2 separate regions of the Homo sapiens genome follow, and region 2 is linked to region 1. Evidence: chromatin loops called from intact Hi-C (ENCODE). Cell type or tissue: dorsolateral prefrontal cortex. All regions are shown on one strand. Each heading gives the region's core, and the rest is flanking DNA. Links, peaks and the distances in the headings are about the cores only. Region 1 has its middle 20 kb from the start of MIR298. Region 2 overlaps APCDD1L (APC down-regulated 1 like).

Region 1 (16,180 bases), core at 4,905-12,904:
CTGCCACACCACCATCACCACCACCGCCACACCACCATCATTACCACCACCACCATCACCACCACCACACCACCATCATCACCATCACCACCATCACCACCACACCACCATCATCACCACCACACCACCATCATACCATCAGCACCACCATCACCACCACCATCACCACCACCACACCACCACCACCACAATCACCACCACCACCATCACCACCACACCACCATCACCACCACCGCCACACCACCACACCACCATCACCACCACCACCATCACCATCACCACTACCATCACAACCACCACTACCATCACCACCAATGCTACACCACCATCATAACCAGCACCATCACCGCCACCAGGCATAGTCACTGGTCAGCTAGCAAGCAGAAGGAGGCAAGATTTATATCCAGGCCTGTGTGATCCCAAATCTGGCTTCTGGTTTCTCACCTCCAAACTTTCTGTTGAGCCCTCTCATAAGATACCATCTATTTTCCCTTTGAAGCCCACCTAAATACTGTCAGAGAAAAGACATTAGAGAAAAATCCCTTTAAAAACAGATATAAAACGAGGGTGCCCCCATTTCACCCTTCTCTCTCCTACACACTTTCAGAGGACAACGCAAGGCATAGACAAAGGATGAAGTCAGAGAAAGCCAAAATAAGTAACAAAAACATCAATCTAACTGGCACTACTAACTAGAAGAACCCAAAAGAATAAACTAAAAATGATTTTAAAATATAAAAAGAAGTCCAGATTTACCAAATATCACAACTGTAAAACCCAAAGGACATCGAATTGGAGGTTCCTAGATTTTGAGATTTTAGACCAAAATCTACGAACAGTGGCATAAGCCACTGTGCCCGGCCAGACCACGCTAATATTTCAAAAGAAATGTGTGGCACTCACATCGGGTTGCCAGCTGTTTTGCTTTTTTTTAAAAAAATCTGCTAGATAAAGTCACTGAAAACTAAATAAAAGCAAAATTTAAAAAACAACATCAGCGGGCGCAGTGGCTCATGCCTGTAATCCCAGAACTTTGGGAGGCCGAGGCGGGCAGATCACGAGATCAGGAGATGGAGACCATCCTGGCTAACATGGTGAAACCTCGTCTCTACTAAAAATACAAAAACAAAATTAGCCGGGAGAATGGCATGAACCGGGGAGGTGGAGCTTGCAGTGAGCCGAGATTGAGCCACTGCATTCCAGTCTGGGCGATAGAGCGAGACTCTGTCTCAAAAACAAAAAAAAACAAAAACAAAAAAAGATCTAAAATCTTTTGGGGAGGGTAGAATTCAAGCAGTTTTATTCATTCATTCATTCATTCATTTATTATAAGGATTTCTGATTTATTTATTTTCAAAGACTCTAAAATCTTAAAGCAAAACAAAACCCCTAATTATCATCTACAATCCTTCTAGAAAGAAATGATATCAAAATTCTAAAAGGCAGGAAGCTTATATAGCCTCAAAATCAAGAATCAAAATCAAAAGTCCCTCCCCTGAATAAATTTGGCTTGATGAAAGCCCCACTACAACATCTTTCGTTTTCTCATTTCACTGTGGACTGGCATTTGGGAACCGCTGACTTAGTTCAACTCTTTCCCTGATGAGGTAGTCTCTTCTACCAAATCCTCCAGAAACCTTCTCTGAGTGTTTGCCTGAGTAGGCTGCTGGTTGCCTCAAAAACCAACCAATTCTGAAAGTGGCAGAAGATGAGAAAAACGTACAAAAATCAATACCATTTCTATAAATACATAATAAGAGGCCTGAAAATATAATTAAAAAAAGAGTGCCCACTCACAATGCAACAAAAGCATCTAATACTTGGGAAATATATGATATATATTCACATATCAAACTCACATAGGATATATTAAAATTACATGAAGAAAACACAAATCCTTAATGAGAGAAATAGTGACCTGAACAGATTGAGAGGCCATACTTCTGGCTTAAGACTAAATGCAGAAAAGATGATAATATTTCCCAACTTAATTTATAAATTGAACGCCATTCCAGTCAAAATATCACCAAGGTCATTTATAAAACTTGATAAAAATGGTTCTTAAATTCATATAGAAAAATAAATGGACAAAACATCAGAGAATGCTGAGATACTGTGCAGTGAGAAGGCATTTGCCCCAGCAGATCTTAAACTACAGTCTAAAATCATCATTATTAAGGCTGTAGGGCAGTCACGCTAAGATACTGGGAAAATGTCGCAATTTCACTAACTGAGCAGGAATGAAACCACTAGCAATTAAAACTACAGAACCCACAGAAGGCCACAACACTCCGAGGACAGAGAGATGTCTTGCAAAACTCTCTTATCTCAGTTGTGGACAGGAAGCTTTTGTTTTTGTTTTTCTAACTAACTGAGCAAGGTCAAAAATTTACGAAGTGACAAGATGAAGATTTCCTGACAGCATAAAACAAGCCTCTCCTTAAGTATTTTCCAAGGTTCATCTCAATCCCCACACAGCACCTCATTCCTAGAATGCTTATGGTCAAAAATCACACTTTGGAAGTTAATTAAATTCCCGTTGTCCTCTAATTGTGAGTGTGAGTGTGTGACACAGGCTGGCGGCTACAACTCCTGTCCCAGAGGCTCTTTTGCCAGGGACCCTGCACCATCTCCACCAGGTGCCCAGGCACTCAGGAGGCACTGCTGGACTTCTTGCTGGGCCATTGGCTCCCTAAATACACAGATTATTGCTTAAAGGCGAGGATCTCCTCCACTTAAGTCAAATCTCACATGCCTCAATGCCTTTTCTTTTTATATGTGGCTCCTCACATGCCTGAAACCAAATCTGCCATTTGGAAAACCGGAAAGTCTTCTCTTGCTCCTCTTCCCTCCCTCCTCAGTGAAGAGCAGGGAGAGAAGTGACGGCTGCTTCCTGAGGGAACTTCTAGACCAGTAAAGGGAAGGACTCCCAATTTATGATGACTTTTAGCCGAAACAATGGATGGGGAAGCGGGGGTCCAGAAGTAATCACCAGCCTCCAGTGCATTCTCATTTCTGACGTTGAGAGGCCCTTCTTTCATTCTCCTGGCTCCATGATATTTTATCATGCACAATGTATGTCACTCATGGGCCCTATTAGGAATCCTATCATCCTAGCAGTGGAGGTGACCTTGTAGACCAACCCATCCAACACCTCAGGGTTCTCATACACAAGGAAAGAAGAAGTGGAAAGAAAACCCTGATGTGGAAACCAAGTATCCACCACAAGGAAGCCAAGGATGCACCCGGCTAGGGCACTGATCTGATTATCAACTCGTCCAGATCAACCCCACACACACCTGACTGAGACCTAAGGGGTCCACACATCCTAACACCAGCACGAGGCAGGACCTCATCTTCACTGGACTGTCTTTTAGAAAAATGAAGCCAAGCGAAAATAACAAACAAATACCTTAGAATTCTCTTTAACGCAAAGCAATGCTACAGTGAATGACGCCGATTTCTCCCCAGTTATCAGGATGGACTGATTACAGTGCCCAGATTCATTTGCCTGAAGATAATTGCCTCAATTATCCACTTCACTTTGCACATATAGAAATAGTCCCAATCTACTGGAGCCTCAGTGACTAGACATGTAAAATTGGTCTAATCATATTTTGAAGAGCTCGAGCTGCAAGGATTTCTATGAGCGTGTGCCTAAACCGTGACAACACTAAGGGTTTCTCCCCTCCGGGCTCGAGGCGCGCTCGCTCTCTCCCTCCCAGAAGTCTGATGGGGTGAGTCAGATCCTCAGCAGATAAGATGAAAACAACTTTGAGGCTCTCTGTCAGGGCTAGGGGCTAGAGGAAAGATAGGATGTCCAGGACAGCTGGACAAAAGACAAAGCTATGAGCCGAGAGCTTTCCTGACGGTTGAGTGGTCCTTTGCAATCAGCAGTGTTTTCACCCACAGCTCACTGGCTGGCATGGCTGCTGGTGGGCAGGGCAGAGGTGGACATCTGGGGCCAGAACCCCGTAGACTGGGGGTGTCCTGGGACAATGATGTCTCAACTGGCTGCAGGAAAGAACCAGACAAGCTCAGTGTAGGTCCGGCTGGGCAGACAGCCGGAACTCAAGATGAAGCAAGGCAGGGTGTCAGAGTCCAGGGTCTGAACCGGAGAATACAGAATGCCAAGCTCCAGGGCCACGGGAGAGAAATGAGACACCACGTCCAAGAGGGCCTGTACCCCTCTTGGGTACTGATGCTTTGCCTGAGCAAGGGGGCTTCTAGATGCTTCCCGTTGGATCCAGAGTCTAGAAATTGCTCCTCCTGTGGCAGAGGGAGAGAGAGGGAGATAGGCACTTATCAGTAGGAGAAGCTCAACAGAGCACGAAGTGAAGAGAAAGTAAGGGAGCTCCTGGGAAGACAGCTCCGAGCAATCTCTACGCACAGAACGAAGGCTCCTTTCTGATCCTACGCCCTTTAAAAACGAATGGCACAAATACAGTATTGTAATCCCAAAAATGGCCTGGACAGAAACCAGCCATGTCAAAAAGGTGATTATTTCCCTCTATTGTTTGCTTTTAGCTCTAGATGGCATTCCCCCAAATCTCAAAATCAGGAGCTCGAGGTTTTCACCATTTCTACTGGTGAGAGCCAATTGATATCAGCGCAGTCTGAATAGCAGCAAAATAGCACCCTAGAGAGCTGAGCCAAATGCTTCTGCATTGTACCTGGTCCTCTCTGGGGAACAGGCGGGAGGGGCCAATACCAAATTCTCGGTGGGGTTGAGCCTTACTGGCTGATTGCCACAGTGAGGGGTAGCGAGTGCTGCAAACTCCCTGAATTCATTTCTGTCCAAAGGAAAGTTGGAAAAGCTCTTCATCTCCAAAAATAGTCCTTTCCAATGATTATCCAAAAAATATCTTCAAGAGTGATTATACCCGCTCACCAGGCAGGGCAGAACCAATCCATTATCTTGAGTTTCATCTTAGAAAATGCATTGAGGTCTGTGGGACCTCTGACAATAGCCTGCAAGCCTTCTGAGAACCCATGATTCATCTGTCTCCCCCAGGGCCACTGGCACATGGCTTTGCACACGGTAGACACATGGTTAGAAACAAGTGGATTGAAAGCAATTCTCATGGGCTTTTAAAAATCAAAAGAAAATCTCAGAGTCAGACTAGGTAAAGACTCATCTCTTTCTGAAAATCACAAGATGAACTGTACCTCTGATTCTAACCAGTTACTCAACTTCCCTCCCTGTCTATCTGGGCTGGAATGTATTACTCTACACCTGTCAGCAATCTGGTTTTAATATTTGGGGGCACTTCACATCAATGTGTGTGATGTTGGATGGCAGGAATTGCTCATCCTCAATTACTTCGATCTCCCCACAGTGCCCGGAATAGTGTCTTGATCATAGAAGTGGCTCAATTTATGATTGCTAAATAGCCAATTTCATTTGTAATTTCCGAGACAGCTCCAGGAGAGGAGGCAAAGAGAACCAATGTAATTAACAGATGGACTTGACTCATTTCTTTGCTTCAACAAGTGATGAGTTGTGGAGCAAAGAGCCTCCACGCCCTGCCTTGGTGAGGAAAGCTCCACAGGCCGCTGGGTCCATTGCACACATCTGTTTGCCCTGTCTTAAAACTGCCACCCCAACACTCCTTCCTGTCACTGAGCCACTTGCACTTTCAATGCTTCCAAAATAGTAAAAAGTGGGGGCGGGGGGGAGGATCGTGTCCATCAGTAGAGCCCCCAAACCCTTCTCCCACAGCCTACAGAGGCCTTCAATGGAATCAGAGGCTAACCTGATAAGACTGCGGTGGGCACCGAGTTCCAACCCCACTTGCTCACGCACACCACGAAAAACATCTCCAGTGTGTGGTTACCTGTCCTTTGACTTCACATTGCTTCTGACAAAGCGCCAACTTTCTGACAGCCCACTCCATGTCAGATTCTTCTTTGGGTTGCGCTGAAGGCTTTCTGCTACAACTACCACCGATAGGTTCTAATTTTGCCCTCTAGAGCCATATATAATAAATCTTAAGGCCTCTTCCACATGAAAATCCTTTAAGGAGCTAGAGACAATATTCTTCACAATTTATCCGAATCAGAAGCTTACTGTATGATACTGTAGTGAGCTGGGAACTGCGCTTTCCTGTCCAACTGGTTTAGGAGCCTCCCTCCAGCAGAGACCCGCAAGTGATATATGCCCATACTTTATTTACCAGCAGACAGAGAGAGCCCCTTGTTCCTCAGCCCGGTAACAACAGAGGTGGTTCATCACCCACTTGCTCCTTTTTGAAATTCACTCTGCAGCGAGCACTTTTTAAAGTCACGCACGTAATGCATTTTAAAGAGCATCTGCTGTACGGCTCCATTTGCTCGACCTCGGCACTAAGTGTGAGATGGAATGGCATCTCAGTGCAGTCCCCCACTCCTTCCTCCCAGAGCCTGTGGTGAATGTACACTGAGATGTATTTATAACTACACAGGACTGGGGCTCAAAAATGCAGTCTTTTGTTAAATGTGTGTTTGCTGATTAAAATGCATCTTGCAAAGAAAGCGCATTGCTAATGCAGAATCTAGTCCAAATATATGTATTATGTAATGCACATTTTTTAATAATGCAGGCAATCTCGGTGTATCTATATTAGTGAATCAGCTCTGGGCTGCCATCTCCTTTATAGGCATAAAAGCACTCCATCTGAAGAATGAAGTACTTTCTTATGTACACTAAAGAATCATAATCTACCTCGTTGCTGACAGCTGACATTAGTTTCCATTCAAAGGGCATTTACTAGCACCCATATATTCCTGATTTTTCCCCCAACGTGCCCTGAAATCAGCTTGAATAATATATTTCTGTTCCATATGCTGTCGATGGAGCTGTGCTAATTAGAAGAAATAAAGTGGGTGGGTCAGTGTAGGCAGACTCTCTGGAAACGTGCCCCATTAGTTGGGACTCAGAAGCGGAGATGAGGATTTGAAATATACAGCTCTAAATGCCCCTGCCCAGTGTCCCATGATAATATCCACACAGTGACTACAGCCACGCAGGCACCTGTGATAATAAAACCCTTGCTGTTCCACAGGAAAAGTGGTAGAGCAGGGCACAACTGGAACATAGACATTTGTCCTTTTGTGGGGTTTGACAAGTCAATCCTACTTTATCAGACTAACCTCCCAGGTTCAAGCAATTCTTGTGGCTCAGCCACCCGAGTAGCTGGAACTACAAGCGTGCGTCAACACGCCTGGCTAATTTTTGTATTTTTAGTAGAGACAGGATTTCACCATGTTGGTCAGGCTGGTCTTGAACTCCTGGCCTCAAGTGACCCACCCGCCTCGGCCTCCCAAAGTGCTGGGATCATAGGTGAGAGCCACCATGCCCAGCCCAATCACTATTTTAATGCTACAAACTAACACAGAGTGCAAGATACAAGCTAGACACAGCCAAGATGCAGAAAGGAAAACCTCAACACATCCAAAGCAGTTGCTGGTCTCTCACTGGGGTATGAACTCTGCACTTAGTGGTTTTAATACGGGTGTGGTGTTGAAGGTGTGAGGTTAAGTTCCATCATGGTGAGAATGGCTGTGGGTACCTGACTGACTCTTCAGACACCAGGCAGAAGTACCAGTACCAGGAGGGCCTGGTGGGCCACCCAGTGGTAGAGCCTCTTTTTTTAAGATTCCCCATACTGACTCAAGAAGGAGAAAAGGACCACAACCCATGACATGTGTCCTAAGTGAAACAACCTTCTTGATACTCCCAGGGATTTTAGGATGATGGCTTTGCTCTGAGTTGTTTCGCCTTTGGACTTGTCACTATGGCCAAAAAGGCACCCCATAATCATCATGGAGGGCCAGACTGAAGACACGCACACCTCAAAAGCAGCAGCCAGGTTAGCTCCCACTGTAGGGATCTCCTCCTGTAGGCCATCATTTGATTTTCTAGGGCCAAGAAAGAGCGGCACTATTTACTCCAAATCTTCAGCCTTGCAGAGTACAACAACACGATCTAGTGGTGTCTGACCGCCCCCTAGCCCTGATCCAATCATTTTCTCATGTGGAATTCAAGCTAGATTAAACAATGTTGGTGGGTACAGAGGGATTCTGACTGATTCAATCTCCTGATTCACAGCAAATTAATCCAAAATATCCTTTCCTTAATACAATACTTTTGTTGTTGTTGTTCACTACTCTACCTTCAGCACCTAAAACACAGCTTGGCACATGCAAGGCACCCAATGAGTATTGCTGAGTTACCTTTGTTAAAAACCTATCTAGGAGCCGGGCGCGGTGGCTCACGCCTGTAATCCCAGCACTTTGGGAGGCCGAGGCGGGCGGATCACTTGAGGTCAGGAGTTTGAAACCAGCCTGGCCAATATGGCGAAACCCCTCTCTACTAAAACTACAAAAATTAGCCGAGCGTAGTGGTGCACGCCTGTAATCCCAGCTACTCAGGAGGCTTAGGTAGGAGAATCTCTTGAAGCCAGGAGGCAGAGGTTGCAGTGACCCAAGATCACATCAGTGCACTCCAGCTTGGGTGACAGAGCAAGATTCTGTCTCAAAAAAAAAAAAAAAAAAAAAAAAACCTACCTAGGAAATGGCTGTAAGGGGCCTCCAGTGAGGATTCCGTGTCACCCTGAACTGCCCCGCAGGAGAGAAGTGGTTGTGTGAACTGAGAGCGCAGGAAAGACTTCCCTTTACCCATGCTCTCAGCTCCAGTCCACTTCCAGCACCACCTTCTCAGCTCAATCGAGCTCAGGGCAGTCCTCAGATGGGCTTGCAGACTTGCAAACTACTACCTCAACCGTGGGGGCCCTTGTTGAAGAAGATGAGGTAATTAGCCAATTCAGACTGTTTGAGCACGTATTGTTTGGAAACTTTTCTAATTACAGTCACTATAACAGATCTGCTAAAGGTAGTTTCATGATTAATGGCTGCCCGAAGTTACCATCCTCAAACTATTAAGCCATTGGAAAATGCTAGAGGCTTAATACTCGTGTATAGACAGACCCTCATTCCCCTGAATATTTGCTATTTGGGGTTCTGGGTTTTTAGCTGCTCCCAGGCTGTGTTTATTTCCCCAATAACTGGGGAAACTGGGGAGGGGCACGACCCCACGGGAGCCTGCGCCCACCTGCCCAAGTACTGGACCTGGGGCTAGCTTGCCGCTTGCTCCTTGCCACCCGCCAGGCCCCCCGCCCATCGCTTCGCCCAAATCCTTTCAAACAAGGTTCCCTCCTGCCACCTGCCGGCCCACTAGGGTCTGCGCCACAGGCTCGGCGCCACCACGCAGCTCGCGGGGAGGTGGCCCCCACCTCCTTACTGCACATGCCCGGCAGAAGTCCGGGCGCGCAACTTCGCAGAACCTCACTGCCCGTCCCTCCTCGCCTCAGTCTCCTCTGTCCTCTCCCAGGCAAGAGGACCGGCGGAGGCACCTCTCTCGAGTCTTAGGCTGCGGAATCTAAGACTCAGCGAGAGGAGCCCGGGAGGAGACAGAACTTTCCCCTTTTTTCCCATCCCTTCTTCTTGCTCAGAGAGGCAAGCAAGGCGCGGAGCTTTAGAAAGTTCTTAAGTGGTCAGGAAGGTAGGTGCTTCCCTTTTTCTCCTCACAAGGAGGTGAGGCTGGGACCTCCGGGCCAGCTTCTCACCTCATAGGGTGTACCTTTCCCGGCTCCAGCAGCCAATGTGCTTCGGAGCCACTCTCTGCAGAGCCAGAGGGCAGGCCGGCTTCTCGGTGTGTGCCTAAGAGGATGGATCGGAGGTCCCGGGCTCAGCAGTGGCGCCGAGCTCGCCATAATTACAACGACCTGTGCCCGCCCATAGGCCGCCGGGCAGCCACCGCGCTCCTCTGGCTCTCCTGCTCCATCGCGCTCCTCCGCGCCCTTGCCACCTCCAACGCCCGTGCCCAGCAGCGCGCGGCTGCCCAACAGCGCCGGAGCTTCCTTAACGCCCACCACCGCTCCGGCGCCCAGGTATTCCCTGAGTCCCCCGAATCGGAATCTGACCACGAGCACGAGGAGGCAGACCTTGAGCTGTCCCTCCCCGAGTGCCTAGAGTACGAGGAAGAGTTCGACTACGAGACCGAGAGCGAGACCGAGTCCGAAATCGAGTCCGAGACCGACTTCGAGACCGAGCCTGAGACCGCCCCCACCACTGAGCCCGAGACCGAGCCTGAAGACGATCGCGGCCCGGTGGTGCCCAAGCACTCCACCTTCGGCCAGTCCCTCACCCAGCGTCTGCACGCTCTCAAGTTGCGAAGCCCCGACGCCTCCCCAAGTCGCGCGCCGCCCAGCACTCAGGAGCCCCAGAGCCCCAGGGAAGGGGAGGAGCTCAAGCCCGAGGACAAAGATCCAAGGGACCCCGAAGAGTCGAAGGAGCCCAAGGAGGAGAAGCAGCGGCGTCGCTGCAAGCCAAAGAAGCCCACCCGCCGTGACGCGTCCCCGGAGTCCCCTTCCAAAAAGGGACCCATCCCCATCCGGCGTCACTAATGGAGGACGCCGTCCAGATTCTCCTTGTTTTCATGGATTCAGGTTAGTTGCCCACCGCTAAACTGGGGAGCCTGAGGGCGGTGTGGGAGCAGCGCAGGTGGAAAGGAGGTGAGAAGGAAAGGCAGGTCAGGGGCGAGTGGGAAGAGAGGAGGCTCAGCTGGTCAGCCTGGGATCGGGGGTCAGGGTGAGGCGGCGAGGGCTCCCCCAAACTTCCCAGGATGCCAGGGGCGCCCTGGTGGCCAAAGGCTTGTTGGACGGCGGGGCGCACGCCGTGCGTCCCGCTGGAGACAACCTGAGGTCTCCGAGCTGGTGCCCCGGCTACGCGACTGAATCCCGAACGCACCCCAGATTTGGAGCTGCACACCCAAACGGCATTGGTAAGTCACTTGTTTTGCGCGCTTTTCTTCCTCCTAGAAAGACTAGTCTCAAATAAGTTGGCCTTCTCAGGTGTCCAAAATGTGGTTCGGAGGTGCGCGCGCCAACTTTCACGATGTGAGAGCAGCCGCGCTGTAGAGACACCGTTGAAATGTGCGGAAAGTAATCTGAATGGGAATGGGCGAGAACTCTAGAGACTGACCACCCGGGAGGGAAGTCACGCGCGCGCGGCGCCTAAGCAGCTCAGAGCCGGAGCCCAGGTCCCAGAGCTGACAATTAAGCCGCGGGACCTCCGCGCCAGTGCCTCCAGCTGCCGTGCGCCAGCCTTGGCCGCCACAGCCCGCCTCCCGTCGCTCGCGGGACAGAGACCGCCTCAAAGAGCGTGCGCACCTGCCCGCGCGCGCCGGAGCTGACCTCTCCCGGCGGCGGGCGGTTAGGGGAAAGTACCTGGGGGAAAGGTAGAGGAGGTAAGGGGACCCTTGGGGATGCCCCTACGGGCTACCAGGGTTGAACGCACAGGCATGGTCACGTCGGGGTATTGCCAAGCTTTTGGCGCAGCTGGTCGGGTGGCCAGGCTGCATGCGGCTTAGCAGGAGACGTCCTGGGCTGTTTGCGCAGGACCTCTGGAGGCCCTCGAGATCGTCGCAAGTGGAAAGGTAAAGCGGAACAAGGGACAGGCTGGAGACGGGGGTCGCGTCTAACATCAGGATAACTTACAATTCGTTTCCAAAGAGCGCGGTACGCGCAGAGCTGGGGAAAGGTGTTGGATCCGGCGCCAGTCCTTGGACGATCAGTCGTCGAAAAGGAGGCAGGGGCCGGCGGCTCCGGCAGCCTTGGGGAGGGGAGGCGAGGCGGCGTGCTCCGGCCATTTTCAGCACGGGTAGAGTTAAGTTTAATCTGTAACCTGGAGGGGAATCTGCTCTGATGACCCAGCACAAAAACGGCAGCAATCTGGTAACGCACCTTCGGAAGGGAAGGCGTGCTCTCCTCGCCAGTCCTGGGGGGAAAGACTGATAAGTGAAATGTCTTTAAAAAATCTCATCCGACTTGGAAATTGATTTTTTTTTTCCTGGTGTGCGTGTCTCATTTTGCGCCGGCTTAATTATACGGATGACAACGATTTGGAGGAATAGTAAAGCGTTTTGAGGGCTTGAGATGAATGACGGTCAGGTTCTTAACTCCTAAGAAAAGGATGATGATAGAAGGAAAATACCTTAAATGGTCTTCCTTCCAGGACCTATTCCGTAGGAAAGGCGTCGCGGCGCCCAAGACTTAGTTCTGCCGGGCTGCAGCGCAGACTGTGGTTGGATGCTTTTGTGGTCTTCCCTAGTAAATACGGAGAAACTAGTTTATTTGCAAGTGGTTTTCTGCGACAGCAATGTTAGTCTCAGAAGTTTGGAGGCTGCGGAAGGGCTAGGCGTGCCCCGCTTTTGGCTTGCCCCTAAGTCGAAATTCCTGCTTAATGTAAACAATGATGGTGTGTTGGCTTTCTGTGACATTAAGTGTTCAGTTTTTCCTCTGGTAATGTCTCAGCCTGAGTTCACCAAGCAAAATGTCTCTAGGGACAAGCAAGAAAAACTAGGGATTGTGTTGAATTTCTTTGGTGTGCCTTTCAAGTGTGGGAGCTATCTTCAGACTGGGTATTCCGGGAGACCCGTTTTCCCACAGAGAATTATTCATTAGAGAAATGAGCATGTTGCCTTGTTGCAGGATGAATAAACAAGTTTTTTAAAAGCCCTCCGTGTCGAGCCCACACCTCACACCCATCTTGCTGTTTTTTAAACAGAAGCCCAACATAGGGATGTTTCCTGAACTGTAAGCAATGTACCATGTTCACATGTAGCGAGGAGGGGCAATCTAGGAACACACACTGTCTTTCAGACAGTCTTCCACAAACTGCCTCGCCATCTGCATTACAGCCCAATTGTAAAAACCTGTTACCTACCGGCACACACTCTCCCCCGCTCAATTCCCCTCCCCCGCTCAATTCTCCTCCCCCGCTCAATTCCCCTCCCCCAGCTTCCCTCTTTACACCCTGATTCAAGGGTGGAAAAGCCAGTGCAGACCATATGAAGCAACTGAGAGCTATACCAACCCCCGAGGAAAGCACCTATGGCCCTCCCTGAGAAGACAGGATTTTGCTATATAGACTTCGCAAACCTTCTCTCTGCCTGAGAGACTGGTACTCAGCTCCTTCCTTTTCCAGAGCCATTTTTAGCAACTTCCCCAAGCATTCCCAACTCACTAGTCTCCCAGCTGGCCCTTTGCCCCACCCTGCTCAACTGGGGTTAGCATCTGAATAGGCCCACTTGCCCCTTTTACATAGGTGAGGTCTGCGGGGTGAGGATAGGCTCCCAAGAAAAAGCAGATCTTATGGTGAACCACATAGGTGAATTACCAGCCACTTTTAATATTTCAAATGGAGGGTGAGGGAGGAGGAGGAGCAGGAGAATAAAGCTAGCTAAACATGATGATATGCCCCCAATATTGAAGTTGTTTCCTTTAGTACATTAATCATTTGCTTAATGGAAATTTGCTTTTGTGGGGGAGGGGAGGGCGACCCAAAGGTGCTCTTGTAACTGAACTTATCTGAGCTGGGAATTTATGTTGCAATGTTCCAATATTGTGTGGGGTCAACCTGATGTAGGTTTAAAGTTTTGCAAACAAAACTCTTTTATGTTCATCAGAATTCAAGAATTAGAAATGTTACAGTTTGGGATTGTTTTGAGATGTTTCTTTAATGCACTGCAAGCCTTTCTCACCCTGGAGTTGCTTACAGCCTTTAACTCTTCAGCCTTCATTTTCTGCAGCTGTGTGGAAGGTTAAGGAGGAAGAAAGCTGAAACTTCAGTGTTGGTAAGAATGAGGTTTTTTGGTTTTTTAATAATCTACATGGATTTACCTCAATTATCAGTTATTATTATACTGCTCTTCAAGAAGAGGGAAGCTTTTGAGAGGAAACTGAGCAGAAACCATGGTGTGAGTAAAGCATGTCTCCTAACTGCTTACCTGGAAGGTGACCTATCACAAAAACCAAATCACTAAAATAAAATTAAGCTTCCAGGCCAGTGATGTCATGTGCTGGCTCAACTGCTGCTCTTCTCTAAAAAATCACCCAGCAGAGGGATGAGATGCTCAAATGACATCTTTAATCCCCATGTTCAAGAATGAGAGATGGAATTTCTTGTTCTGTTGTGGGGTTTTGACACTAATGACTCTATTTCCTATAACTTGATGTCCCAAACTGGAGCAGTGGGATCTAAGACGAAAGGCCCAGGGCTAGCAGCCCAGGTTGCTTCTAGCCATGGTCAAGTGGCCTTAGGTCAGACCCAACACCCCTCTGCCTCAGTTTCTTCTAAAATGAGATCGCTGAATGAGATGATCCTATTTATCCCTTTCAGCTCCAAATGTCTAGATTGATTAGCTTAAGAAGCCTGGGGTTGTCCAATTTGACTCTACACTAGTGATTTAACCCTAATGGAACTCCCAAAAAACATCGAAAGTTGCTCAAATAAAAAGCACCAGCTAGGTATCGCGCCATTGCACTCCAGCCCGGCCTACAGTGTGAGACTCCATCTCAAAAAAAAAACAAAACAAAACAACAACAACAACAAAAAACCCCGAAAAACAAAAAAAGCACCAGCTAGGAAGAAATCTGTTTTGTGTTGGCTTCATGTAAATTTTGTCAAATCTGCTTTACAGTTGGTTGCAAAATGGTCTCAAAAGGCAGTTTAGAGAATGCAGAATTCCACTGTGTCCTTTCCCTAAACTGGAAACACTTAGCCATCCTGAGAGTCGTATTTAGTGTGTGTTTTACGTGTGTGTGTGTGTTCCCCACCTTCTGTCCCTGACCTTGGTGTCTAAGAACAAGCTTTTCAGAGCAGGAGCAGGCAGCAAGGTTGCAAGTACTGACCTAGTACTGCAGCTTGGAGAGGCTAACCACTGTGGGGGACGGCAGACTGATGGGAACATTGGTTGAGTGACCACAAGTGCTGTTGAAAGTTTTTTGGTAACAGTTTTAAGTGTTTTGGTTAAGCTAGACCTGAAAAAAATGGTATAGAAGCTACAGCTATTTGAGATAAACCAGTTTTCTCAACCTTTGTTTTTTTCATGATCACTCCCCTCTTCGCTTCTTCAGACATATGCTTCTTACTTGCCCCTCCCCATGACATTTTAATACCATGGACATACAGCTAGACCCCACTGTCTGTTTATGCACTGCAGGACCTTGTCACAGCTAAGACTTGTTTGCGCACCGCATCCCCCAAAACCAGTTTTGCCTCCATCATACATGCATGGGATAAACAAAGCAAGCATTTCAAAAACAAAAAAATCTGGTTCTGTCAAATTAAGTGATGTAGCACCCATTTTTGTTTTATAATTTCTTTCTTACATATCAAAAGGCCATATGTGGGGGGTGGGGGGCATAAATTTTTTACTGGTATTTGTTTTCTTTCCCTTGTTTAAAAATCTCATGAGTTTTTTCAAACGCCTCCAATAGCTATGCTGGTCCAAGCACTAGTGGCCATTAATTCACAGGGCAGAGAAGCCAGAATAAACAGCCTAGTGACTTAGTTCTCCCAAGGCCAAGAGCCTGCAATGCGGGGCCACCATTACCTGTTGACAGTGCTCAGCCAGCAGAGGCAGGACTCTGCCTGCAACTATTCCCGGGTAGAAATGGGGAGGCTGCCTTCCCAGCTCCCACTGGGCATAGCCTGTGTGTTTATTTTTTGTGTTTATTTTAGGGTAAGTATGTTACAAATTAGCAGGGCACATGGCTATGAGAAAGGCCAACATAAACCCAGGCAGCAGGGACAGAGGGTAAGTGGTGACAGTAAAGTGGGGAGAGATTTAAGGAAGACAAAAGGAAAAGAAGAATTTGAGGGATCACAGAAAAAAAGGAAGATGTGGGTAGATAAGAGAACCCCTGGGAAGGAGCAGAAAAGAAGATTTAGAAATGGGGAAGGGGGTCACAAAGCCAGGAAATTTGGCGGTTATAAAGAAAGTCGTTTGAAGGAATAAAGAGAGTCTTGAAGAGAGAAAGGTTGAGGGCAGCTTCAAGTATCTGGTGGCTAAGGGGGTTAGAACCAGGTGCATCAAGGGACAGACTTCAGCTCAACATTAGGAAGGGCATTTTTAAAAGCCAAATATGGCATTGGAGGGCTACCAATGAGGCTCACAGATTCGACACCATTAACATCACTGTCCCCCTGAGAGTTTCGTACAGACCTGGTCCAAAAATTCCAATTTCATAGGTGTGGAGTTTTCATACAAGTACTTCAATTGCTACACTCAAAGAGAAAGATTTAACACCTAGAAATCTAGCTGTCTAGCTCCAAGGCTAAAGCTTTGGGTTTTGGT
Region 2 (16,180 bases), core at 4,448-12,447, 370 kb before region 1:
TCAGCCTCCCGAGTAGCTGGGACTACAGGTGCTTGCCACCACGCCTGGCTAATTTTTTGCATTTTTAGGAGGTGGAGTTTCACCGTGTTAACCAGGATACTCTTGGTCTCCTGACCTCGTGATCTACCCACCTCAGCCTCCCAAAGTGCTGGGATTATAGGCGTCAGCCACCAAACCCGTTTTTTTTTTTTGTTTTTTTTTTTTTTTTGCCATTTCTCTCAAAATACGTTATTGATTCCATTTGAATCACTTACTATTTTGGGTCTTCCCGTAACTGATGTTGGGGCTGGTTGGCTCCAGGAACCATCAGGTTTCAGCCCATTTTATTGATAAAGAAACTGAAGCTGGCAGGGTCGGGGGTGGGGGAGATGGAGGCTCCAAAACTAAGAAAGGAAAGCCTTGGGTACCTGTGTGAGGCTGAGGCTCTCCCAGTCTCCCTGACCTTTGGGGGATGAGAAGCTTGAGATGGAGTCTCAAGGCACCTCTTACCAGGCCCTGTGGCCTCCTATTTGGGGAGAGCAGTGGTCTTCAATGCCTTTCTAGATATATCCTGGCTACTAGAAAACAGATGTCCTCAAGTTCACAGGCCTGGGTTCTGCTCTGCTCATCTGATTAGAAAAAAAGTCAGCAACATCGAAATTCCAGGCCAGTATAGTGTGTGGGTGTCATCTTGCTGCTTGAATTCGGAGTCTCCAATCAGGTCTTGGAACATGTATTCTTTTAACTGGTATTTATTGACCTCCTACTATGTGCCCGGCACCATTCTAACACTGGGGATCCACAGAGAACAAGACAGACAAGGACCCTGCTGGCAAGGAACTCATTCTAGAGGAGAGGGGCTAACAATAGGTGAAAACCAACAAACGGGATTTTTTTCAGATTTCGGCCACTGACAAATGCTGTGATGAAGTCACTGCGCTGTGGTGGGCGCTATCTTTGGGGTGGTCAGGGGTGAGGTGGGCAGAGCCTTCCAGGTGAGGGAGAACTGGAGCCAAGACCTTGAGAGGGACTGGGTTCCATGGGACTGCAGGAGAGCAAGGAGGCCACTGTGGCCGAAATGGAAGGTAGAGGTGTCAGGTGGGCAGGAGGAGGGTCTGTCTGGAAGCTTGGAAGGGTGGTTTTAGGGAATGTCGACAGGTCATTTGTGCTCATGCTGACATCCATTTAAGCGGGGTTGTGTGTGTGAGAAGGAGCAGGCTTTCAGTCTCAGAACCATCAGGAGCGGACTGGAGGCTGCACGCTACTGTTCAAGTCCCCTCTTGAAGTGGGAACAGCTCTTCCCTGCTTGTCTCCGGTCTGCGATGCTAATGGGTATGAATCAGCCCTGACCAGGCCCTGATGCAGTGCTACATTCTGCGTCAGAAAGCTCCAGTCCCTCGTGTCTGAGTCACCTGTGCCCCCAGGAGAGGATGCACAGACCAGGGCCACGTGCTGGTGGGCCTGCGTCACCAAGCCACACACTGCTGTTCAGCCCGGTAGCACCGCTGGGAGATTAAAAGCATGCGCTTAGTGAAAGGCAAAGAGCTTCTTTTGATAACCAGCATCTGTTAGTTAATGGACCTCTGAGAGCTGTATACAATTTCAACTTTTTATTAAAGAAAAAAAGCTCATTTGCTCTCCTGGGAGTTGCACAATGAAATTATCAACTGCATGGGCTTCCCACCCACCCCCCACCTTTCAACGTGACTGAACATGCAATGGAGAACATTAATTTTATCTGGAAATAGGACTCTAGGCTTTCCTCCCCGTCTGTAGATGAGAGCGCTCTCACGTTTTATGTGAAGGGCAGAGACTTAAGGGGCGGGAGCAAAGGGCTGGAAGGAAGGCTTGGTGCCCATGGGCCTCTGGCCCTGTACCAGACAGTCTCAGCCCCTCAGCCTCTGAAATGACCCCTTCCTTTATCAGCCCAGAGTCTTGGAAGCCCTGACCTTCTGCCTGGGAGAAAAGGGATGGTTGCCCTTTCTTCAGCCTTCGTAGCTCCGAGCAGCATCACCTGCCCCCAAACTAACAAGCCCCAGCGAGCAGAGAGCAACTAAGTCCAACTGAGGGGATCCAGGAAGCTGCTGTCCTGCTCAACACACTCCTTCTCATTAGGGATGGCATCCCACGAAGCAACACTAAATTGCCTTCCCCAAATAAAATCAAGGAATCCTATTCCCTCCAAGAGTGAGGAGGACACCCCAAGCCCGTGGGCTGTGATACAGAGGCCCGGATCTCAGGCTCTGGAGCCCAGCCCCTTCTCTCTGTGCCTTAGTGTCCTCGCGCGCAAGACGCAGAGACTCACACACCTCTCACTGACTCAGCTGGGCCTCTCGAGGGTCGCTGAATCTGGTAGATGGAGGTGATCCGTTCACGGGTCTCAGTGTGAGGCTTAACAGGGATAACCAACATTTACTGAGTCACATATTTATTGAAGTTCTTTCTACCATGCACCAGGCACACTGGACCCTTCCGGAAAGATCGCAGGAAGCGAGTCAGAGCCGAGTCTTTTTCGTTGGAGCTTACATTCTAGGCAAATAAGGTCATTTCCGCCAGTGATCAGTTTTCATGACAAAGAACATACAACTGTGATGCAGTGGACTGACAGAAGGACCAGGGAAATGGGGCTGCTCTTTGGGATGCGAATGGTGACATCTTCAGGAGACAACATCTGGTCTGAGACTTGATTGAAAAGAAAGTGCTCAACTTCTGAAGGTCTGGGGGAAGAGAGGCTAGGCGGAAATCAGGGCTTGTGCAAAGGCCCCAAGGCAGCAAGAGCTCCTGTGATCAAGAAACAGAGAGAAGGCCAGTGTGGCCGGGGCATGTGGAGGCGTGGCTGAGCCTTGCAGGCAACAGCGAGCCAGAAGTCGGGCTTTTATTCTGAGTGCAGTGGAAGCCCCTGGGGGGTTTTCAGCAGGACAGGCAGTGGCATGAAAGCAGAACTGAGAGAGCTGGGGTTTACCTCCACTGGTTTTATTCTCTTTCACACATTCTCTGGAAGACACTCCACTTCCTTTCTTTAGAACTGTAATTCCCTTGGTTGACTTTAATAACCAGCAAGAACATTTTTCAGGCTGTTTAATTTTATTAAAAGGTTCAAATTTGATGATAAATGGTGGCATGGTTACTTCAAGCTTCGGATACAAGACCTGCTCAGCCGTGGACATATCATCGACACCCACTGCCATCCCCACCAGGAGCTCCCCCAACCCTGATGTAGTCTGAGACCGTAAATAATGTAATGATTTCTTGTACTTTGGTAAATATGCCAGGAACACTTGTAGCTGTCTGAGAGCTACAGAGAATACTAACTTGGTGGGCTTTTTTTTTTTTTAAGAGGAAGGATGGGTAATAAGTGGAAGCAATTTCAGCAGGCTGACTGAACCCCACACAGTCTCAGGGAGGAAAAGGGCTTCCCTCTGAAACCATCATTAACCTCACAGACAATTGTTCAAAATCTGTGATAAGAGCTAGAGATAGGGATCAGGAGGAGGAAGGAGGGGGTGAGTCATTGGCCCCCAGTCCTGAAAACCCTTGGGCCCACCAGGATGCCAGTTAATTTCACAGTGTACAGATGAGGCCCTGGGAACATGGGCAGAGTCCCTGGGGAGGCACAGCCTGTTCCCACCATGATGACAGTCCCCTCTGAGCAGAGGACACCAATATATTAGGATTATGGCAAGGAGGCTGGGCAAGGCGGAGCTGCCTAGATGTCGCCATGTAGCCTGGTGACCCCGACCTCTCCCTAGGGTGGGCCCAAAGATACACATTCGGAGATTCTCTTCCTTTGTCAGGCAGGCACAGGCAATCTTGGCAACCGAGGATGGCTGGGCAGGGCGAATTGCAGAGCGCGTTAGTGTTACGGCTGTCATTACTATTAACTATGTTCAGAAGGCTGGAAATGCTGCTCCCCTCCAAAGACCTGCCCCCAGCAGCCAGCCTGGTGCACACTGGCATTTGCCTGGGCCAGGAAGGCTTGGAGGCCGCAGGCTGCTCTGGGGAGGCCATGCTTCTCAGCTTAGATGGAGTCCTCTTCATTTTGCATGCTGGCCCGGGAAAACTGGATTTATCCACATGCAGTGTTGGCAGCTTGAGGTCCGACTCGCAGAAGCACAGGCAAATGCAGACGAATGCCAGCAGTCAGGACTCAGGAAAGCTGAGCTGCCCCTGAAGACACAAGCCCTTTGCCCAAAAGCTGAGAAGCACTGAAAGCCCGAAGTGGCATCTTTAATTCATGGCACCACTTAGAGATCGTATTGCTAAATTCGAATTAATAATCTTTAAACAACAACCTACAGACATGGCAGAACTGTAGGCCTCGTCCCTAGGCAGAGCCTCAGGATCTCCTCTTGCTCCCATCTTGGAATCCCAAGGGTCAGGATGGGAAGAACTGGGGGGAACATGGGATGGGGGTGTTCCGTGTGGCCCCCTGACTGCACCTGTTGGCGAGCTGCCAAGGATGAGGAAAGTAGAAAAATTGGGAGTGATCTTTAGAAACTCACGTAGCGATGAACATCACTGCCGCATCCAAGTGCTTGACTGGGGACCCGGGCTGTGGGATGTGGTATAGGCTTTGCAGGGGTTAAGCTCATGTCCTGAGCCACATGGGACACAGGCAGAGTTTGGAAGCAGTGGGGCTGTGCATCCATCCATGACAGAGCAGAGGAGAATGGTTCCTTCCCTACAGCTGCCAGGAGGGAGTCTGAAGGGTTGAATGGGTGTCCAGAGCCGCCATCCTGATGTCAAGTCCAATGTCATAGCCAGTGGAGGAAGGCCAGCCCTAGAACTAGGGGCAGAAGTGGGAAGGGGGCTATGTGAAGACCCCCTGTGCTGGGGTGCTTCTGCAGCGATGGCCTGTGCTGCGGTGGCCTGGAGAAGTCGGGGGCCTCCCCATGACAGAGCACCAGGGGTGCTTGGTAGGAGGTGGGACGTTTCTCTGGGGTATCGGGACTTGAGCCATCGGTGGGCCTTTGTCCGATGAAGAGCAGGCTTTGCCCGAGGGGGTCTTGTTCCATCTTGAAAAGCTCGTACTCCACATGCGGGAGCCGGATGCCCAGCGGTAGGCAGCCGTTGGTGGCTGTGACATCCCGCTCAGTGCCCATGGACCAGGCCCCCGCACCCCCACAGCTGCTTGGCTCAGAGAAGTTGAGCATGGCCGTGGTGACCTGGTCCATGGGGGTCACATGGGCCCGTGTGACCTCAAACACCAGCTCGGTGCCGCCGCGGACCCTGGTGGATGGCGTGCCCCTGGTGTAGCGGCCGGCGGCATACACGGTGAAGGTGGGCTGCCGGCAGGCTGGGTCTGAGAAGTGGTGGTAATACCCTTCCCAGGAGCGGCTGTGCCCGTGGAAAGTGAAGAGCCGGGTGAGGAACAGGACTGCTGGGCGCACCTCGCACCCCGAGCTGACCCACCAGCCGCCCAGGTGCAGGGGCAGGGCCAGAGGGGGCGGCAGCACGGGCGGGTGGTGCACATCGGAGCGGGCAATGAGGCCACAGGCTGGGCACGGCTGCACGTGGTGCTGGCAAAAGACAAACAGAAAAACGGTGGTTGTCCCACATAGAGAAGTTGGGGTGCAGCCTGGAAAGGAACCCCAGCTCTGTAGGGGTGTCAAGGCAGGGTGAGGTGCGGCCTGTCCCTCCCTCCTCTCTCTCCTCACTCCCTGCCTTCAGTCAGGACGACCTCCTTGCTTCAGCCAGGATGGCCTCCTTGATGGAGGTCAGCCCCTGTATCCCCCGGGCCTTGGGTCTCCTGCTGTCTCTTCCACCTGGAATTCCCCGCCAGCTCCTTCTTACCTCTTAGGTCTCAGCTGGGCACCAGAGAGAGCTTTCCCGAATGCCCCATGTAAGGTGGGCCTCAGGGCTGTCACACCACCCTCTTTTATCTTCCTCATTCCACCCCCTGAGACTCTCCTCTCTCTACCCCTCACCCCTCATCAAACTGGAATGCATCGTGCCTTACAGTACTAAAAAGCCCTAGAAAGCCGGGACTGTCTCTGCGGCTACCCCATCCCCACCGCACAGGGCTTGGCTCACAGCAAGCACATATTTGTTGCATGAATAAATGAGAAATGAATGGAAGCATAGGTGGCCTTCGTCTTGGGACCTGAGAGAACTTGTCCTTGCTCATGCCCAGTCTGCTTGGTCCTGGAATTTGACCGTGAAAGTTGATCTTTTTCTAGCTCACTCTTCTAGGTGTTTCAGAAGTGCCAAGAACTATGCTAAGCACTTCCTGGGCAACTGGTACATGTTATAGCTGAGGGAGCTGAGACCCAGAGGGCCGGCTGGGCTGCCCAGGTTGTCCAGCCTGGAAGTGGCAGAGACCAGCTGAAATGCAGCCTGGCTTACACCCGGCTGTCTGAGCTCCCCCTCTCATGTGCTCATAGCAGGTTACATCTTCCCTACAGGTGGAGAATAGAGGATTTTTGTCTTTAGAAATCTCACAGTGGAAGGTGCGCATCATTTGCTCTACCTACCCCATGGAAAGTGGATATGGCAACAAGGATCAAAAGCCATCAAAATATGTCTGAGCCGGGCACAGTGGCTCACACCTGTAATCCCAGCTCTTTGGGAGGCTGAGGTGGGCAGATCACTTGAGGTCAGGAATTCAAGACCAGCCTGGCCAACACGGTGAAAACTCATCTCTACTAGAAATACAAAAATTAGCCTGGTGTGGTGGCACATGCCTGTATTCCCAGCTACTCAGGAGGCTGAGGTAGGAGAATTGCTTGAACCTGGGAGGTGGAAGTTGCAGTGAGCTGAGATCACACCATTGTACTCTGGCCTGGGGGACAGAGCGAGACACCATCTCAAAAAAAAAAAAAAAATTGGCCAGGTGCAGTGCCTCATGCCTGTAATCCCAGCACTTTGAGAGGCCCAGGTGGATAGATCATGAGGTCAGGAGATCAAGACCATCCTGGCCGACATGGTGAAATGCCATCTCTACAAAAAATACAAAAATTAGCCAGGTGTGGTGGTATATGCCTGTGATACTAGCTACTCAGGAGACTGATGTAGGACAATTGCTTGAATCAGGGAGGCAGAGGCTGCAGTGAGCCGAGATTGTGCCACTGCACTCCAGCCTGGGTGACAGAGCAAGACTCCATCTCACAAAAAAAAAAAAAAAAAAAAAAAATTATGTCTTTGGAAGCCCATTGCTTAAGTCTGCGCGAAGGAGATAGTTGAAATCTCGTAAAGAGCTGGGACTCAAAGATGTTCATTGTCGTGTTATTTGTTATAGGGAAAACCGGCCACACTCGGGTCTTCAGGTGCCACCACACCCTCCCTTGTCCCAGGCTATGAGTTGGTTTTCCTCTGTCTTTGCCCTTATTTACAGTTGTCTCTGCCTTACAAACTCTCGTGAGCTGGGTTTACCGTAAAACACGTTAACAGGAAACAGATGCTAAAGCAAATTGTGTGGGAGTAGTCTGCATTTTGGAGTGAAAAAGCTCAGCAGACGCTAAAAAGGAATGAGATACAGATTTCTTCTTTCTTCTTTCTCCTTCTTCTCCTTCTCCTATTTTATTTCTAAAAAAGAAGCTGCCGCCCAGATTGTAGGCCAGAGCGCCGTTCTGGAAGGTAAATGGCCTTGGAACTTGTCAAAGCTGATGTGAGAACAAGCAAACATCTCCTGCTGTGGCCATTCCAGAAGGAAACTTAGAGTTGCAGTCCAGGCAGGACAGCCACAGGAAGGGGGCATTTTGAGGGTCCAGCTGGGAAATTTGTTCCAATATATTTTTTCTTGCAAAAATCCCAAAAGACTTCCACACAGCACTGCTGAGTGAGTTTCATGCCAGACGAGTGGCACTTAGAAGTTCTGGTTTAGAAAGAAAATACTGGATGATTGAGAACAGTTTTTTTTTGGGGGGGGGGGGCGTCACATTTTATAAGCTGTTATTTTTTATTTCTATAATGAACCTTAAGTTTCCTTGATTTATATAATATCGGAGACCATATTGGCTTTGGTTATGGGGATTTGGGCCCAGAGAGCTTGACGGTTCTCTGAAATGCTAGCAAATGGCTGCAAAAATGTTTGTGATGGGAGCAAGCAAGCTTGATAGTTAGCCGGAGTGTTGGTGATTGGGATGCCGGCTGATAAGAGTCGACTCTAATTTTGGCATTTTAACCTACATTCTGAGCTGTCACACTAATATATATTGAGAAGACATAATGCGTTACAGCAACATAATCCCAGAGCTGTCCTTACCCACCACAAAAGACAACCAAAAGATATTCTCTGCAGATAGGACATTTAGGGCTGCTAGTTGGTAATCTGGGGTGAGCAGTTTTCTGCAGAGCAGAAACAAATTGAGAAGCAGCAAAGTTTTAAGGTGAAAGAGGGATGAGAAAAAGCATTTCCTTCTGTGGTGCTTTTGAAGCTGGTGAAACAAGGTTCCCGGCTCCATGGGAAATCTTTCGGGCATCTTTCTGCAGAGGTCTGAAGTCTCATGCGTTAATAAACAAAGCCCCCAGCCAGCAGAATTCACACTTGTACAGAAACCAAACTCTTACTCGTTTAAGCCTGTTACATAAAGTTATTTCTCAAACAGCACAAAACAGTTTCTAATTAACCCCCAGAGGTGACACCAGGCTCAGATAATTTTGGTCCAGTGTTGGCTGATTGATTAGCATTCTATATCCAGGCAATGAATTTGGGGATCAAATTGGTTTTAAATTAACTTCTAAAAATGTTCATGTTTACCATCTGGTTTGGGTCGTGGGCAAGGCGTGGGCCCCAGAGAGCTTAAGGCAACAACTGATTCATTTCTTGGGGATTTCTCTGCAGCAATTCCTTCTTTGAAATTATCTGTCTTTTCTTTCTTTCTTTTTTTTTTTTTCTCCCAAGGAGACGGGCCATTGGTGAGCAGACCTTTAATGTAATGTCTGTACATCTGGCACCGTTCATCACTGCATACATTTCTATGTGTTTTGCTTCTCCATCACATTTCAGGCTGGATTGGTCACCCAGGTTGGCCGGGCAGCAGGGAGGGCAGGGACAGCCATGGCCCCAGAGTCCTGCCTGGGGATGCATGAAATTGCCAGCCCCCACAGCCCCCGGGGATCTGTCCTCTCTGCATTCAGAGCAGTTTCCCCTCCTAATGAGGTGGTGGTGGCCGGTAATCAACTCACCGCTAGCGCCTTCTCTGAACTAAGTAGGATTAACGCCAGACCAGCCTAGAACACTGGTTGCCAAAAAGGGAATAATTTTGAGGTCATAAAAAGAACTCTGAGGCTGATTTTCTGATTATGAGAACTTCGTGTCGTGCTCCTCCTCTGCTATCCAGATCCTCAGTTTGGAGGAGGGGGTGGGGGAAGGGGAGGAAGGCAGGCTTCTGGTCTGTCTCATCCACAGTGCTCCCGCATTGGGGCAATAACAAGTGGGTACTACCAGGGGTTAGAAGTTGCCTCATTGGTTTAGTTCCTTGAGTGTCCAGTACACGGTAGGCAACAAATACATGCTGAATGATGTGAAGGTGGCCTAAGAGCTCCAAGAGGACTTCATGGGGATGCTGAACACATCCATCCATCCACACCCATTCATCCACCCTCCCTCCATCTGCTCGTTTGTGCACTCAAGAAATACGCATTGGGTGCCTTGTACAGAAGTTTTTCACCTCGAATGCTAACCTCAACTTCATTTTCACTAACCTTTCACTAATAAAAGTTAACATTTCTTCTCATTGTAAATGGAGGCAACGAGCCCCAGTAGCGTCAGCAGAACCTCTGACCTTGTATGACACTAACAGCATTGCAGGTACTGGAAACATGGTTTGCAGTCGTCCCTGCTTTGAAATGAGGGCAAATAAAGATTTCACATTTATCGTTTCTCTATATCACAAATTAGCGTTTTAAAACTTGGGTAACTGTTTTAATAGAACTGGTTTTCATTTAAATCCCACGTATTTTCTCTTATGCTTTTTTTAAAAACAGATTTTCTGAGGGGGGTTCCTTAGGCTTCACCAGCCACCAGAGGGGTCTCTGACACTGGGAAGGTCCTAGGTCCACACCCTTGTAGGAGCCAGGCTCTGAGCTATGTGCCAGGAGCCATTATACAGTAAAGTTACGTTTCTTTCTGCCTGTTTGCTCATCTGGCAAAAAAAAAAAAAAAAAAGTGTGCTGGGGGACTGCTAGATCCTCCCCAAATTAGGACGGTATGCGTGCAATGGCTTCTTCTAAAATCTAGGTTAATCAGCTTCAATGAAATTCGTGTTGGAGTCAAGGCGGAACATGCTAAAGAGAGGGTGGTTTCCTTTAGCCTGCAGCCTCCCCACACCCCGGACAGCTTGCTGGAAATGCAGAACCCCGGGCTCCACCCAGACCTGAAGGATCCCTTTCGGCCCTCTCACAAGAAGCCCAGGCCACGTGGCTTCGCCGTCTGGTTTGGGAGTGGGCGAGGGTGGCGCCCCAGTGGCTGTGCGGCTAGGTCAGTGTGAGGCTCGCACTGAGATTTCGAGGGGGTGGCATCTGGGCTGGTGTGCGCGGCCCCAGCGGCGCCCTGGAGGAAAGCTGCCCTCTCCCTAATTCATCCATCCACGTTTATTGGTCCTGATCGTCGGCCTGACCCGTGCTAGGTGCCCGCTGTGGCCCCACCCTTGTGAAGGACCTAGCGCCAGAGGGAGAGGCAATAAACAAGTCACCAACAGAGCTTCAGAGCGGGCTGAGAGCTGGCAAGGGTCACCTGCGGGAAACGGGGAACGGTAGAATGGGGACTGGAGCGGATATTTCAGCCGAGAACTAAGGGAGGGGGACACCCACCAAGCCTCTGTGCCCAGCAGGGGCAGAAATGAGATCCTGCAGTGCCCACGAGGACAGGGGCCGGGGAGGACTAGCGTGGGAAGGCCGACCAGAGGCCCGCCAGCCTTGTAAAGGCTGAAAAAAGATGTCTCCAGCTGCGTGAACAGGGTGCGCAAATGTCCTGAGGCACGCGGACCAGAGTGGGGAGGGGCAGTGATGACAGCCGGGCAGCCAGAGCCCTGGGCAGGCCCAGGTCTTGCAAAGCTGCGGGGCTGGGTTCCGAGCTCGCCTCCCCGAGACCACCACCCCCCTCTCCCACACCCCAACACACACACTCACCAGTGCGCTCTGCAGCGGGCGCTGGTAGCCCGTGGGCCGGTAGTGCCGCCTCTCCGCCGGGTCGGTGTGGATGTCCCCCAGGTACAGCTCCTCCACCAGCCGGGGCGACGCCCGGGGCTGCGGCTGCAGGCGGCGCTGCACGCGGACCAGGCTGAGCTCGTGCATGGTGAGGCCCAGCGCCTCCAGGCAGTCCCCCTGAGCCCGGGCGCTCCGCAGCTCGTACAGCGCCCCAGGCAGCCAGGCCCGGGCCGGAGGCAGCCGCCGCGCGCAGTCCCGGCCGGCGCGGGTCTGGTTGAGGCGCCCGGTGACGTCGACCAGGGCCCGGCGGCTGTGGAAGACGATGCCCACCTTGTGCAGGTGGTAGTCGGCCTCGGTGGCTCCCCGGGTGACCCAGGAGGCCCGGCGCAGGCGGACTTTGCCCTTGACGAGCAGCGAGTGGGCAGGTTCCCCGCAGAAGGGGTCCTCGTAGTAGAACTGGTGGGCTCGAAAGAGCCGGCTGGGGTAGAAGGTGTAGGCGCGGGTCAGGAACTCCGGTCCTGGGCGCACCTCGCAGCTGCAGGGGTGGAAGGAGATGGGCTGGGTGCAGAGGGAACACCGCGCCGCGAGCCCCTCTCCCCTCTGGGCTGGGCTCCTTTCTCCCCCCCAGCCCTCCTCTTAGTCCTCAGCTCAGGCCTGGGCCCCTCCAGCCTCAGTTCCCCTCACTGCTCGCAGTCAGGCACCCTTGGGGCTGGGGCTTTGCACTGGATGCCTCGTGGCCTCGACACAAGCCTTCTAGTTCATTCTCCTTTCCTTCAATCTGAATTGCCCTGCTGGAGGGCCTTTTGCAACCACCTGGGGACCCGCTGGCCTGGGAGCTCCGGGATGCCCTGCCTGCTTCCTCCCCCGCTGGACTCTGGGCACCTGGCCCAGAGCCCGCCCCACTCCCTCCCGCGTCCTTGCTGAGTGAATGGAGGCCCGTCTTGTCTCCCCCTTCTCTAGGCTCACTGCCCTGACCAGGTCTCATCCTTGCCTGTGACAGGGCTTGAAGATATAAACCAGGAGTCGGCAAACTTTTTCTGTAAAGGGCTGAGTAATAAATATTTTTGTTTTGGTGGGCTGGGTGGTTTCTGCTGCAACTACTCAAAGTTGCCATTGTAGAGCTAATGCAGCTATAGATGATACGTGCATGGATGGGCATGGTTGTGTGCCAATAAAACTTTGTTTACAAAAATGGGAAGTGGGCTGGACTTGGCCCCAGACTCCATTTGCTGGTGATACAAACAGATCCAGGGGAAGGGGTTGGACGGAGAAGAAAGAGAAATGACTCCTAGACTCACGGTCAACCTGGGGATGGGGCAGAGGAGGCCTCTGGGACTTCCTACTGAGGGCGCAGGTAGGGTGGACGGTGGATGAAGTCGGGGGAAAAATAGCAGGCACCCTCCTCACGATTTTACTCTAACCAGGTACCCTCTTGTACTGCTATTTTCTTTCTTATTTTTTTGAGACAGAATCTCACTTTGTCACCCAGGCTGGAATGCACTGGTGCAATCTCGGCTCACCGCAACTTCTGCCTCCTGGGTTCAAGCAATTCTCCTGCCTCAGTCTCCCGAGTAGCTGCAATTACAGGCATGTGCCACCATGCCCGGCCAATTTTTGTATTTTTAGTAGAGATGGAGTTTCGTCATGTTGGCCAGGCTGATTTTGAACTCCTGACCTCAATCAATCTGCCCATCTCGGCCTCCCAAAGTGCTGGGATTACAGGCGTGATCCCAGCCCATTTTCTTGATATTTTTTTGTACCAGGGCTGTTGGAGCAGAGGAAACATGTTATCACCCAGCAAGGAAATAATTCCCTTTTCTTTTCTTCCATCTTTTTGATAATGTTGAGGGGAAATTCTCTGGTCAGAGCTAATGTGTCTTTAATGCCAACCTCCCTGTTCTCCCAGAGAGAGCAACTTAGAACTTCGGGTTGGCAACAGATCTACAGAGGATTTATGTTGTTTTGTTTTCATGGAATTTAATTTTACAGTTACCTTTAATTTATGACAAGTGGCTCTGCTCCCCATATCCAGGATAATATTACGTTTTCTTTAAAAATAATCACATTACACTGTCAATGTATGCCAATTATATCTCAATAAAGCTGTAAAAATAAATGAATATATTTTAGTAAATAAAAGCAAGTTGGTTTACAGAAAATGATAAGTAAATACTAGTATAGGTACTTAAAAATAGGGAGGGGTGAGCCACACCCCTGAGGGTCTCAGGCCTGGAGAGGGGAGATTTGCCAGGAGGACACAGCAGGTCACACTGGACCTCTTGATGGTTCCCAGGCTCTGGGGCCTTTCCCACTCTTCTCCCAAGAAGCAGCAAGGTCAGTCTGGAGAGCATGGCAGGGAACTTTCAAGGAAGAAAGTTCTAGAAGAAATTTCTTAAAAGAACTGCTCCAGAATGTTACTGTCTTGGGGCAGAAGCAGCCTACAACCAGCGTCCCCCCTTCCTGTACCCCAGTTCTGTCTGGGTGACCCTGGTGAGTGGATGCCTGGATCTCCCCTGGACTGTGCCGTGGGCGTGGGGGCTGTGTGCAGCCTGGCTGAGCCTGCAAATGCATTCGAAGTGGCCTCGAAGGACTCATGTCCCCTTCCTCCAACGAAAGCGCTAGCAGATGTTTGGCAGTCGGGAGTTTCTGCCTGACCTCAGGAGGTACAGGAAGGACACGGAGAGGCCAGTCCTTGACCCCAGAATGGGACTGGCCTGGAGGGGATGTCGGGGGAAGGAGGAATATGCCAGGTGTGAAGGGGGCCACAGCCTCCCTTTTCCCCGATCCCTGCCCCAGGAGTGGGACTCAGCTGGCTGCTGTAGGGTTTGTGCACCACAGATGAGGAGAGAATGCAAAGTCCATTGGCCGCAAAGCAGCGACTGAGCCTCTGAAATGTCGAGTGAGCCTGTCAGGTTAGACAGAATTAGATGGGTGCACCCAGGCTCTCCCTGGCCTGCCACTTCCCGCCCCAGGGCCCTTCAGCAGCTGCCCCCTCTGCCTGGCTCTTCCCTGGCTCTCTAGATGGCTGATTCCTCTCCTTTTAGCTCTCAGCTGATGTCACCACCTCCAAGAAGCCTCCCCTGATCACTCTCTAAAGAACCCTCCAGGTCACTTGCTATCACATCTTTGGTTTTATTTCCTTCATTGAAGAACTTAGTGCAATCTCAAGTTTATATTATTCATTTGTGTGTTCGCATGTTGAGCGCATGTCCCACTGCTGACCCCTGGCACTTAGCTCGTAATAGGTTTGTATAATAGGTGTTCAAGGTGTTGAATGGATTTTGACCATGGACGTGATGCCCAACAGAGTCCCTGCCTCCCATTGCACTCTGGGAGGGGAGGCAAGCATCTCCAGCAGCTTGGCAGGTAGAAGGCCTCTTGGATAACTATGTGAATTATGCCCATTTCAAAGATTGGATGCCGAGTCCCAGAGGCAGAAGTCTCCCAGTCCAGGGGTCCATGGTCAGGATGACCTGAAGTCTTACCCTGTGGAGATCCAAGGTCCATTAAGGCGTGGAGGCAGGATCGCAGTGCTGGGCACTCTATCTGGCAAGGGCTGCTGGCAGTGGGGTTCCCAGCGCAGGCAGCTGCCCCCGGCCTCCCCAGCCGCCGGTGCAGTGTGGGCTGCAAAGCAGACAGACCTGGGTAAGACCCCAGCATGCCCCGGGAACACCCACCCCATCTGCCCTCCCAACCCCACTGTGGCCACAGAGAGCCAGGCAGGGCTGTCCCGCAACCTCCATCGCAGCCCCGTCCCCAGGGTGCCCCAGTTCTGGAGACAGTGATGGGTTCCCCATATTGAGGATCCTAGAATCAGCCTCCCCGACGCATCTCCTCCTGGGTTCCCAGATGTGATCACCCTAGAATCCAAGCCTCCTAGATGGAGCCTGTCCCAGATTCTGGGGCTGGGAGGCCTCTGAGAATTGTACACGTGGAGCAGACTCTTAGAAGCCCAGACCTTCCACGGGCTCATCAGCCGTGGCTGAGTCCTGCCTGCTGGTGGCTGAAGGACCCACGCTCCTGGACAAAGGGCACTCTGGACTCAGGACCCAAGGTGCTGGGGACAGTGGGGCCCTAGCCTATCCCTAGAGCAGACCACTCCCCTCCACCAAGGAGCCCTGGGGGCTGCTTGGCCTCTCCCGGCACACAGCAGGCCCCTCGAGGCCACTCGCTTCAGGTCTCACCTGGTGCTGGGCACCTGCTATCTACTCGGTGCTCAGCGAGCGTGTGGCAAGGGAAAGAGCGCATGGCCGCTGCAGAGGCCCGGGCCGAGGTGTGAGGCCAAACAATGCAGGCCCTGCCCTTCTTCAGGGCTCCGTCCCTAAGCCCAGACACCAGGGGGAGGAATTGGGCTCAGGGCAGAAGGTGACTGGAAGATGGACACGGGAAGCAGGCGCTGCAGCACAAGCTCCAGGTCCTCTAGAGTGACCCCTAGATGAGCTTGGCTGGGCCTGGAGAAGTGAAGCCCGGGAGTGGGACTGTTCACGATCTTTTCTCGGGCTGCTGAGAGGCGAGAGTGCCAAAACCTTCAGCTGCTAAAGAGCAGCAGCTCTCCCAGAAACTGTCATCTCCAATCAGGGCTGATGGGCTTGAGATGGCCCAGATGACGGGATGCTGTGGGAAGCTCGGCAGTGAGCTGCGTCCAAATACTCCAGCCACGGGCTGTGCTCAGGGGCGCTGGCCTGGCCCTGGAGGCCCAGCTCCTGCAGCGAAGCTTCCAAGCATGGCTCTTCCCACCCAGCCTGGGGCTGGAGTGGGTCAGGAGGGGCTGAGTCTTAGGGCTCCAGTCCAGGGGATGTGGGGGCCTGGCAGTAACTTCAGGAGGCCTTGGGAGGGGTTGGGGGCTGAGTTGAGAAGTGAGCAGATGGCGTGTTCTGTCCCTTTCCTGACCTTGCAGGCAGACCTTCCCAGCAAGGGTTCAGGAGAGCTGAGGGCCCCCCACTGCCCCCGCGGAGCTGCCTGACCCCAAACTCTCTGTGCCCCAGGGGTATTTGAGGAAAATGAGGCAGAGTGGATTCCTCAGTTCCCTTGAGGTTGGGGGTTGCCTCTGGAGACTTTTGGGGTCCCCAGTGATCAGCTGAGAAGGCAGGAGTGACGCTGATTATGACAAGGG

The links. A loop is a pair of places that touch in the nucleus more often than their neighbours do. Peaks named below come from ENCODE experiments on the same cell type or tissue, not always from the same donor. Only the 100,000 strongest peaks of a DNase experiment are listed, where the experiment ranks them.
Region 2: it touches region 1 in a loop (2.6-fold over the local background); 3 of 110 quality-filtered maps call a loop at or near these places.

What each region holds. Positions count from the first base shown.
Region 1 is chr20:58,830,400-58,846,579 of GRCh38, forward strand. It overlaps GNAS-AS1 and a transcript of GNAS not described here. Among named protein-coding and RNA genes, the nearest start is that of MIR298, 20 kb to the left of the region's middle. In dorsolateral prefrontal cortex, for the core only: a CTCF peak has its summit at 9,224 (motif pointing left); a DNase peak (open chromatin) is centred at 9,235; H3K4me3 peaks cover 1,088 bases; H3K27me3 peaks cover 6,050 bases.
Region 2 is chr20:58,456,057-58,472,236 of GRCh38, forward strand. It overlaps APCDD1L (APC down-regulated 1 like), which reads right to left. Exons shown (of 4, transcript NM_153360.3): 2 at 14,553-14,691; 3 at 11,050-11,602; 4 at 3,045-5,498. The coding sequence ends at 4,734. Among named protein-coding and RNA genes, the nearest start is that of APCDD1L-DT, 51 kb to the right of the region's middle. RefSeq lists enhancers at 2,599-2,738, 2,869-2,978 and a silencer at 4,765-4,953. In dorsolateral prefrontal cortex, for the core only: no CTCF peak of the experiment used is centred there; no DNase peak of the experiment used is centred there.